Linked DNA regions of Homo sapiens: region 2 is linked to region 1. Evidence: read pairs that join two places in POLR2A ChIA-PET (ENCODE). Cell type or tissue: MCF 10A. All regions are shown on one strand. Each heading gives the region's core, and the rest is flanking DNA. Links, peaks and the distances in the headings are about the cores only. Region 1 has its middle 30 kb from the start of SEC63. Region 2 overlaps SCML4 (Scm polycomb group protein like 4).

The links. ChIA-PET counts read pairs that join two places held together with the same protein. Peaks named below come from ENCODE experiments on the same cell type or tissue, not always from the same donor. Only the 100,000 strongest peaks of a DNase experiment are listed, where the experiment ranks them.
Region 2: POLR2A ChIA-PET joins it to region 1 with 5 read pairs; 3 of 35 experiments call an interaction of 5 or more read pairs at or near these places.

What each region holds. Positions count from the first base shown.
Region 1 is chr6:107,985,686-107,991,069 of GRCh38, forward strand. It overlaps the pseudogene MTHFD2P3. Among named protein-coding and RNA genes, the nearest start is that of SEC63, 30 kb to the left of the region's middle. RefSeq lists an enhancer at 2,705-3,411. In MCF 10A, for the core only: no CTCF peak of the experiment used is centred there; no DNase peak of the experiment used is centred there.
Region 2 is chr6:107,810,687-107,816,070 of GRCh38, forward strand. All of the region lies in intron 1 of SCML4 (Scm polycomb group protein like 4), which reads right to left. Among named protein-coding and RNA genes, the nearest start is that of SCML4, 11 kb to the right of the region's middle. In MCF 10A, for the core only: no CTCF peak of the experiment used is centred there; a DNase peak (open chromatin) is centred at 3,055.

The DNA of each region.
Region 1 (5,384 bases), core at 228-5,227:
TGACTCTCCTGTATATTATGAGCAGAGTCCTGTGCTCCCCCATGCCACGTGGACAGCGCCTGGGGAGAGTGACCTCCCAGGATATCCACACTGGAAGGTTTTGTCGTGTTCTTAAAGAGTTTTGGACTTGCAGGATTCTCGCCAACCAGGATCATGCTCAGGTTTGTTGCCTGAGGCCACCCACTCTTCCACCTCCTGCCGCACTTTCTGCTTGATCTGCTGGGCTAGTTTCCTTCCAGAAATGACAACAGCTTCATTTTGAACTGCCGCGAGGTGGAAGGGAGCAGCTATGTGCAGGCTGCAGCAGCCAGGCAGCCAACACGGACATGAGGGAAGTCGCAGCCATAGCCCGCGCCGGTGACCACGACGGGCCAGGTCACACTTTAATCAACAGCAATCACCAGAAAATTCAGTTATGAACTCAGTAGAATTCAGCACTTGCCAAAAATTCTTCAGACATATGTTGTTTAAGAGTTACCATGTAAGGACTAATTAGCCATTATTCTTTTCAGTTCTCTACTTTCCATTTCTATTTCCTGTCAGTGCAGTAGAAAGTCATGGTGGCCGATGTAGGACTGTCTATGGGCAAATTAGAAAAAAGTGTCCCTCGGGCCAGGCACAGTGGCTCATGCCTATAATCCCAGGACTTGGAGATGCTGAGGCAGGAGAATCACTTGAGCTCCGGAGTTCAAGACCGGCCTGGGAAACTTAATGAGACCCCTTTTCAATTTAAAAAGAAAGAAAGAAGTGTCCCCTCCTTAAGACATCTTTTTGTATCTATTGGAAAACTGTCATAAACATCTGATTTTATTAAAACAAGAAACGTTGGCTAGGCACAGTAGCTCACACCTGTAATCCCAGCACTTTGGGAGGCCAAGGTGGGTGGATCACCTGAGGTCAGGAGTTCGAGACCAGCCTGGCCAACATGGCAAAACCTCGTCTCTACCAAAAAAAAATTAAAAATTAGCCGGGCATGGTGGCGCATACCCGTAACCCCAGCTACTTGGGAAGCTGAGAATCACTTGAACCCAGGAGGCGGAGGTTGCTGTAAGCAGAGATCATGCCACTGCACTCCAGCCTGGACAACAGAGCAAGACCCTGTCTCAGAAAAAAAAAAAGAAAAGAAAAAGAAAAAAAGAACAAGAAACATTATTGCCATCTACCAGACTTTTTATTTTTTTGAGACAGAGTTTTGCTCTTGTTGCCCAAGCTGGAGTATAATGGCTCAATCTCAGCTCACTGCAACCTGTACCCCCGGGGTTCAATTTATTCTCTTGCCTCAGCCTCCCGAGTTGCTGGGATTACAGGCATGCACCATCATGCTCGACTAATTTTGTATTTTTAGTAAAGACAGGGTTTCACCATGTTGGCTGGGCTGGTCTCAAACTCGTGACCTCAGGTGATCCGCCCACCTCAGCCTCCCAAAGTGCTGGGATTACAGGCGTGAGCCACTTCACGTGGCCTACCAGACATTTTTCATGATAAATATTCAAATCTACAATGTAAATAGCATCCCTCAGATTTACATAGGTGCCCTGGGTCAATGAAACCACCAATAATAAGAAAAGTAAAATATAGACATAGATTATTAAATTGTAAAAAAATTAAGGTGAACTCATCATATATAAAGGAAATATCTTCCCAGCTCTGTCATTGAAAGTGACCCCCCTGTGGCACTCCTCTTACCTTCCCACCAACATTTTTATGCACTCCTAACACCCAGATTTTGTTCTCTAAAAGTATTCTCCATTAAACAGAACCAAGGTGTCTTCCATAAAAGAACTCTACACCTGTTTGGTATATCCTATTATTTGCAGGAAACAAATGTTACTGGAAAGGGGTCTGGATCCAGACTCCAAGAGAGGGTTCTTGGATCTTGCGAAAGAAAGTATTTGGGGTGAGTCCATACAATCAAGTGAAAGCAAGTTTATTAAGAAAGTTAAGGAATAAAAGAATGGCTACTCCATAGGCACAGCAGCCCTGAGGGTTGCAGGTTGCCCATTTTTATGGTTATTTCTTGATGATATGCTAAACAAGGGGTGGATTATTCATGCCTCCCGTTTTTAGACCACATAGGGTAACTTCCTGACGTTGCCATGTCATTTGTAAACTTTCATCGTGCTGGTGGGACTGTCTTTAAACATGCTAATGCATTATAATTAGCATATAATGAGCAGCAAGAACAACCAGAGGTCACTGTCATTGCCATCTTGGTTTTGGTGGGTTTTAGCGGGCTTCTTTATTGCAACCTATTTTATCAGTAAGATCTTTCTGATCTTATCTTGTGCTGACCTCCTATCTCATCTTATGACTTAGAATGCCTAACTGTCTGGGAATGCGGCGCAGTAGGCCTCAGCCTTATTCTACCCAGCCCCTGTTCAAGATGGAGTTGCTCTGATTCAAATATCTCTGACACAAGGATGTCAAAGGCAATACTGAAAGGAAAGGAAGCCAACCAAAAGGGCTCCCATTGGCCAGCCTGTGATAATGTGAGCATTAGAAAATAACAATATCAATTTTAGATATCTTTAGTAGTAGTAATAGTAGTAGTAAGTAATAATATGACAGTTATTTTGAACTAGCTGAACCTGGATAGCAATGAGTTTATAACCATAATCAAAGGAGAAACACTCTTTTAAATAGCAACAGATAGTTGTAATAAATAAAAAGGGTGAATATTGAGGACTAAACTTTGACTTTTTTCTTTTCTTGCCCAAATTCCTACCTAAGGGGCCTGAGGAGTCACATCCTACAAACCATAAAGTCTCATCAGAGGGGCTTTATTTAACCCTATATAACGTGGCTCACTTTCCAACTTGACTCTGGCATAACATCGCATAACAAATAAGGAAGAAAATCAAAATATTTTCACTCCAAATATATTTCCTTGCCGTATCTTGAAACTGCCCTGCAAAGTCATCTCTTGTCGGGGGAAATCCCCTTTCTGTAGAGAATTCCCTTTCCCTTTTTCCAGGAGAGAATCAACAAATATTTACAATCTCTTCTCTCTGAATACTGCTACCTGGAAGCCTCATCTCCATAATAAGAACCTTGGTCTCTACAACCCCTTGTCTTAACCTAGGCATTTCCTTTCTTTTGATCCCAGGTCCTTAGATAAACTCTTTAACCAATTGCCAATCAGCAAATTTTTAAATCTATGGCCTGGAAGCTCACCTGACCCAGCTGTTTTGAGTTGTCCCACCTTTCTGGACCCAACTGAACCAACGTAAATGCTCAAAAATGTATAAAACCAACCACCTTGGGCACATGTTCTCAGGATCTCCTGAGGGCCGTGTCATGGACCATGATCACTCATATTTGGCTTGGAATAAATCTCTTCAAATATATTACGGAGTTTTACTCTTTTCATCAACAATATGATAAAATAGATTTCATTTTTATTGATTTTGGTAAAAGTTATAGTATGGATATTAGTTGTTGTTGTTGTTGTTTTGAACTACGTAAGTAGAAAACAGTAAATATGGCCAGGTCCTATGGTTTACACCTGTAATCCCAGCACTTTGGGAAACTGAGGTGGGAGCATTGCTTGAGTCCAGGAGTTTGAGACCAGCCTGGGCAACATAGTGAGACCCTGTTTCTACCAAAAATTTTAAAAATTATCTGGGTGTGGTGACACATGCCTGTAGTCCCAGCTACCTGGGAGGCTGAGTTGGGAAGATTGCTTAGGCCTGGGAGGTTAAGGCTGCAGTGAGCTGTGATTACACCACTGCACTCCAGCCTGGGCAACAGAGCGAGACCCTGTCTCAGAAAAAATAAAAAGAAAAGAAAAGAGTAAATATAGACAGTAATGAGTCAAATTATCCCTAAAGAATTAGGTGTTCAGCCAGAAAAGCAAAATCCCTACCAGTCCAGGGGCAGCTCAGATAGAAGCAGGTCAAAGGCTCTCTGGGAGCTGGTCAGCACTGGGAGTCCTTGGCAGTTGCCAGTGAAAAAGAGGAGCCAATTCTGTGCTCCAAGGCAACACATTACCCAAATTCCTCAAGGAAGAAGATCGTTAGTGATACAGGAGCTAGAAATAAATTATTTATGCAGATAGATAGTGAGGGCAAAAGAGTCCTTAGTAAGGGTTCCCTTTTAAGAAAAAGTAGCCCAAGGAATTATTATTTTTTTCTAACAAAGAGCAGACCGAAAAATCAAGCTGCAAATGTAGATAAGCAAGCTGGAAGTTTGCACAGGGGAACACCGGCAGCTGTGCCAATAGAAAGGTGTTACCTGGGGGCCAGGCATATCCAACATGGAGGCTCCATCTTCCCTTTTTTGTTACCATGTGTACAGTACAGGAATGGACATCGTGGCATCGGCCAGGCAGATAACCCATCTGCATAATAAAAGATTAGGGTGGGGGTGGCCATCTTTTCATGCTATATGCAAATGGCACACCTAGCCCTAACCAGTTTTTCACACCTATGCAAATGGTACACTACCTGGTCCAAACAATCTTTTGCACCATATGTAAGTCAGACACTGCCTCCTCAAGCTCATCTATAAAACGCCCTGCATTTCACTGCAGATCTAGCAACCCATTTCTCTGGGACCCCTCTCTGCTGCAAAGAGCTCTTCTCTTTCTTTCATCTATTAAACTTCCACTCTTAACCTCACTCCTTATCTGTCCATGTCCTTGATTTCCTCGGTGTGAGACAACGAACCTTGGGTATCACCCCAGATGACAAGGCCACTTCATTAGTAGACCTTCCTAATTATGAGCTATGGATGGAGCAAATGTAAGTTTCCAAGATATTGAAAGACCCAGAACAATGGGTGAGGTACAACCAGCCTTGCATGCAAAACTTAAAGAATATATCAGACACCAAATTTCAAAAGATTAAAATCTACTTGAAAGTCAGGAACTTAAGAGTCCTGTGATTAAATAAAGGAGACCAAATTATAAAGAGGGACCCCACCTAATAACCTTCACATGGTGCTGGGAGAAAAGCTGAGTGTTGGGAGCAAAGCTGAGGTAGGGCTTGCATGTCTGCTAGACTTGCTGGCTCCTTGCTTCTAGCACTCCCATTATCTCAAGTAGCCATATGTTTCTCATTCACTTGATACACCGTTTCCTTTCAACCCCCACATCCTCACCAACTCTTTCTTTGTTTGATCACCAATAAATAGCGTGGGCTCCCAGAGCTAGGGGCCTTTGCAGCCTCCACACTCGCGATGGCCCCCCCGTCCCACTTTCTCTCTCTGTCTTTTTCTCATTCCTTTGACTCCGCCACACTTCGTCGCCCCCACAACCTGGTATTGGGTCTGATCACCCCAACAACATGGCCTGATGTAGATCTCTTTGAACTAGACAATTAAGTCCCAGATCCCAACCAATAATCAGTCAACAACCCCAATTCTGACCTTGGTTGTTCTGAGAT
Region 2 (5,384 bases), core at 331-5,330, 170 kb before region 1:
TAGATTAAACTGTCAGATGAAATCTTAAAATAAACACTGTTATAAATTGAATTGTTCCCCCCAACCCCAAAAATCATATATTGAAGTCGTAACTCCCAATGTGAAATGTAATTGGAGATAGGCTATTTTATCTTTTTATAGAGATGGGGGTCTCACTATGTTTCCCAGGCTGGTCTACTCCAGGGCTCAAGCAATCATCCCACCTCATCCTCCCGAAGTGCTGGGATTACACATGTGAACCCCCACTCCCTGCCTGGAGATAGAGCTTTTAAAGAGATACTTAAGCCTAAATGAGGTATTATAATAAGGATGGGGCCCTAATCCAATAGGGCTGGTGTCTTTATAAGTAAGAGACATCAGGAGTGGAAGCATAACAAGGAAAGGCCACATAAGGACAGTGAGAAGGCAGCCACGTGCAAGGCAAGGAGAGAGGGCTCAGAGAAACAAGAGCCACTGGCACCTTGATCTTAGACTTCTAGCTTTCAGAACTGTTAGAAAATAAATTTCTTCTGTGTAAGCCACCCAGTCTGCAGGATTTTGTTATGGCAGCCCTAGCAAACTGATACAGCACTATAAAAACATTTTCTTCTCTTACACAGGAGCCAGATCACCACTGTTTCCATCCTATTAATATACAGGCAAAATAAATACAACTTGTTTTTGTGAACTTGCCTGTTTTCTTGATTGCATTTTGTGGTTCCTGGTGTATTTTATATTACTTTCTGAATCAGCCTACCCCTACTCCTCTCTCCAGCCCTACCACATCTTGTATTTATAAGCAGTGGGTGCTTCCATCCCTGTCTCAGACAGCTGAAGACAGAGTGAGAGCAATAACAGGTATACTGATTTGCAGCACTTTGTGTAAGCTGAGGGCTGCCCCAAATGCCCCCATCAAAAGGCATCAGCCTAAATGGGAAAAAATGTGTCTTCTTCAATCCCCCTGAAGTTCCCCTCAATGATTTTCTGTTCTGCAATGACATTTCCAGTCAAAGAGGCCAAAGAGATAAAACTGCTGACCTAAAGACTTTTTCTTCTGCTCCTGGGGGCAGTCTGGGCACAAATTCACAGAGTGCGCAGTGGGGAAGTGAAATTGATGGTGCCAAACAGCATCATCTAAACAAGCAGAACCCAGAGGGGGACATGAAAACGTCCAGCTTCCTTTATGGCTGTGAGACATGGACCAGTCGTGGCGTCTATGATGTCATATTTTAACCATCCCATCTGAACTGTTGAGCAGTTTCATCTGTGTCACCACTGAGCCAGACTTAACACTAAATAGTGAGAGGGTTTCCAACAACCTTGACTTCCAGGGCAGACGTTCTCTCACTAGAGGACCAAGTTGGTGTGACATGTGATCCTGTGTGGGAGCCAGCAGGGAGGCTTAACTGCAGATCTATGGGCAGCCGAGGCACTGACAATAAACACAGTCACCAGTGGTGGATTGCCGGGAAACTCCCTCTCCCATGAGGGCAGCTGGAATTCTGAAGCCCGGCTCAAACATTCCCAGAATTAGTCACCACCAGGGACAGTCTCTAAAAGGTGCTCTGAAAATGAAAGATAACCTTCCCAGGAGACATTATGGAAGACAGTCAGAGGATCACAGTCCCCACAGATGAACTGAACAATACCACCAGGGTTTCAGCTCCAAACCCTCCATACCAGAGAGCCCTAGCTCAAAGCAGTGCTTACCAAGCTTCAGACCTGGGGTGCCACCTTTGTGATATTTGCCATGTCCGATACCTCCTCTGATGTTTAATTTTATGTTTCAACTAGATTGGGCCGTGGGTGCCCAGTTATTTGGTTAAACATTATTCTAAGTGTTTCTGTGAGGGTGTTTTTGGAAGAGATTAATATTTGAACTGGTGGACTGAGTAAAGCAGATGGCAACCCACACGTGGGGGGACTTCACCCAATCCATCGAAGGCCTGAAAAGAACAAAAAGGCTGACCCTCCGTGGGGTAAGAGGGACCTCCCCCTGCCTGACTCCCTTCCAGCAGGGACATTTTCTTTTCTGCCTTTAGACTCAAACTAAAACATGAGCTCTTCTTGGGTCTCATGTCTGCTGGCTTTTGAACTGAATTATACCATAGACTCCCCTGCATCTCCAGCTTCCAATCACAGATCTCGGGACTTCTCGGCCTCCATAATCATTTGACCAACTCCTTATAGTAGAGCTCTTTACACACAGACACATACACACACACACACACACACACACACACACACACATACCCTATTGGTTCTGTTTCTCTGGAGAACCCTAACTAGTACACCTCCTGCATTCCTAATATTTACTAAATCTTTAAATGGTCTATTTAAATAAATACATTTTAATGAAACTTTATGTCACATTTATAAATTCAAATCATGTTTATTGTTAAAAATATAAATATAGGCTGGGCATGGTGGCTCATGCTTATAGTCCCAGCACTTTGGAAGGTGGAGGCAGGAGGATGGCTTGAGTTCAGGAGTTCGAGACCAGCCTGGCAACATGATGAAACCCCGTCTCTACCAAAAATACAAAAAATTAGCTCAGGGTGGTGGTGGGCATCTGTAATTCCAGTTACTTGGGAAGCTGAGGTGGGAGGATGGCTTGAGCCTGGGAGGCAGAGGCTGCAGTGAGCTGAGATCGTGCTACTACACTCCAGCCTGGGTGACAGAGTGAGACGCCATCTCAAAAAAATTATATATATATATATATATATATATATATATATATATATATATATATATATATAAAACTGTAAAATTAAATACATATTAAAATAACAGTGTCCGCTGAAAACACGCTTCAGATGGTGTGACTGGATACATTTTGAAGCTGGAGGTGGGGAATGGTTTACAGAATGGTCATGGAACAAAACTTCTCTCTCTCATTTCAATCTCTACCAAATGGAGGTCAACTATATTTTATAGCGAATCTTTGGCTACTTTTTCGGGAGGAAGATCGTTCTTCCTTAGGCATCAAAAATAAGGCACAATACAACAGAAAGAATGCCATGACTACATGCTGCGGTTATCAGTCGCTGCTTTAAAAACAAGTTCAAACTTGGTAGCTTCTCATAGCTCACCATTTTGTGAGTCAGGAATTCAGAGAGGCTTGCCTGGGCAGTTTGTCTGTGGTCAGTGTGGCAGCAGCTAGGGTGGCTGGGACTTGGTGGTCCACATCCAGGATGGGTTCTTCACCCATGTGTCTGATCTCTCCATGTCTCCTGCCTCTTTCTCTCTGTGTCTCTTCCTACGGAGCCTCTCCATGTGCCTTTGGCTTCTCACTGCATGGCAGCCTCAGGGCAGTGGTGCCCAGGGCAGTCCCGTGGTGACTCAGGGTTCCAAGAGCTAGCATCCAAAGACCCAGTAGAGCTGCAAGGCTCCATATATCCATCCTGGAAGGTCACTTCCACCAATCCTAAGAGCCAAGCAACACATGCCAGTCAAGGAGAGGGGAGTTAGACCCCACATCTCCATGGAAGGAATGTCAAAGAATTTGTAGCCATCTTTATTCCCTTACCTCGTTCTTACGTATTGAACAAGGAGAAAGTCCTCAGAATGGGGTTTCAACATCATGGATAAAAAAGTTAACCGTGGAGCCACTTAATTCAAGTGGCAGGTCAGACTGGAAAAAAGGTGTGAGTTTTAGAGTCAGACACACCTGAATTTGAGACCCAGTTATACCACTTAACAGGTGATCTTGGTACAGTTGTTTAAGCTCACTGAATCTCTGCCTTTTGGCCTGTGACATGGAATGGTGATGTTTCTGGGCTGCTGTGTGGATACCCACAATGTCTGCAACATCACAGTCCCTCAGTAGTGTTAATCATTTTAAGCCAACCTACAGAAGAGTGAGGATTTTACAAACATGTTTTTTTGTTTGTTTGTTTGTTTTTAAGACAGGATCTTACTCTGTCACCCAGGCTGGAGTGCAGTGGCACAATCTTGGCCCACTGCAACCTTCACCTCCCAGGTTCAAGAGATTCTCATGCCTCAGCCTCCCAAGTAGCTGGGATTACAGGTGTGTGCCACCACACTCGGCTAATTTTTGTATTTTTAGTAGAGACGGGGTTTCGCCACATTGGCCAGGCTGGTCTCGAGCTCTTGGCCTCAAGTGATCCACCGCCTTCGGCCTCCCAAAGTGCTGGGATTACGAGCGTGAGCCACCGTGCCAGGCCGTACAAAGGTGCTTTCTAAAATACCATATATGTGATAAAAACCTATGCATAATCTGAAGGAGACTGACACATGATAGAAAGGGTCTTCTCATTTAGCTTAAAACTACAGTTTTCAGAAGAAATTCACTAGCAAGCATCTTCCTAGAATGTTAAGGGCACCCCAAAGTTCCTACCATGATCTTTGAGAGGGCTCTGCATAGTGATCATGTAGGAAACTGGCAAAACAGAACCATCTTTTTTCTAAGCCTTAATTAATCAGAGTGTTCGGGGAGGCAGGAGAAGGTAAAATGACTGGCAGCTCTGATCCACAGGTGCTCAACAGTGATGGTAACAGCTTCTGCAGAGGGGCATTTTGGAAATGTGTCAGTGATGGTTGTATCTGATACAATGCTGGGGGCAGAGTGGGCATTCCTGCCACTTAGAGGGCAGAGACCAGGGATGCTGGGTGTCCCTCAGTGGATGGAGCAGTCCCACACAATGAAAGCATTGTCTTGCCATATAGAAATACCCGGCTTTTCTGAACCTGGGACTAACTTATTTTACAAAAAAGCAATATGTATTTCTGCTCAGCTGTAATAGACACTTTACACTTTATTTTCCAGGAATGCCATTAGTGCATAAATCAAAGGAAGACTGTTTATTTTCTTCAGAATTCCAAGAGTTGTGTATCATTTTGGAAAATCACACCACCCGCAGCAGCTCATGTTATCTGAGTCACCAATCCCACTCCTCTGACTTCAACTGCATTGGAGGGGTGGCCCAACCTGAGCTTCTTGGGGCAGGTGTCAGCCCCTGATCACTTCTTTCTGTTGCCCAGAGGCGGGTGCCTGCGTTGGAAGTAATCAGCAAATACTTTGTCTCATTCTTCTTTATATTTCAGTTATGACATTATATTAATTTTTCTTAAAAATTATGGGTGTGAGTGAGTCATATTATCCAGGAATTTCACCTCAGAATTGTAAACCAGGTGCTTGAATATATTTGCAATAAAAATGGGGGTTGGGTCTGACAGGCCTAAAAGCTTACTGCTTTAAAAGAAATTTTCTATGGATCAAAAATGCCTTTCGAAGTGGAAACACCAGGGAATCATTTCCTTTCTGGAACCTGCCGGACCTGCAGCAGCCCTGCCAGGCAGAGCAGGAGAGGCTGGCGCTACAGCATGAAAGAGCTCTTTCTCTTCAGCCCTCACAGGTGAAAAGACACGGACGCCCCGGCCAC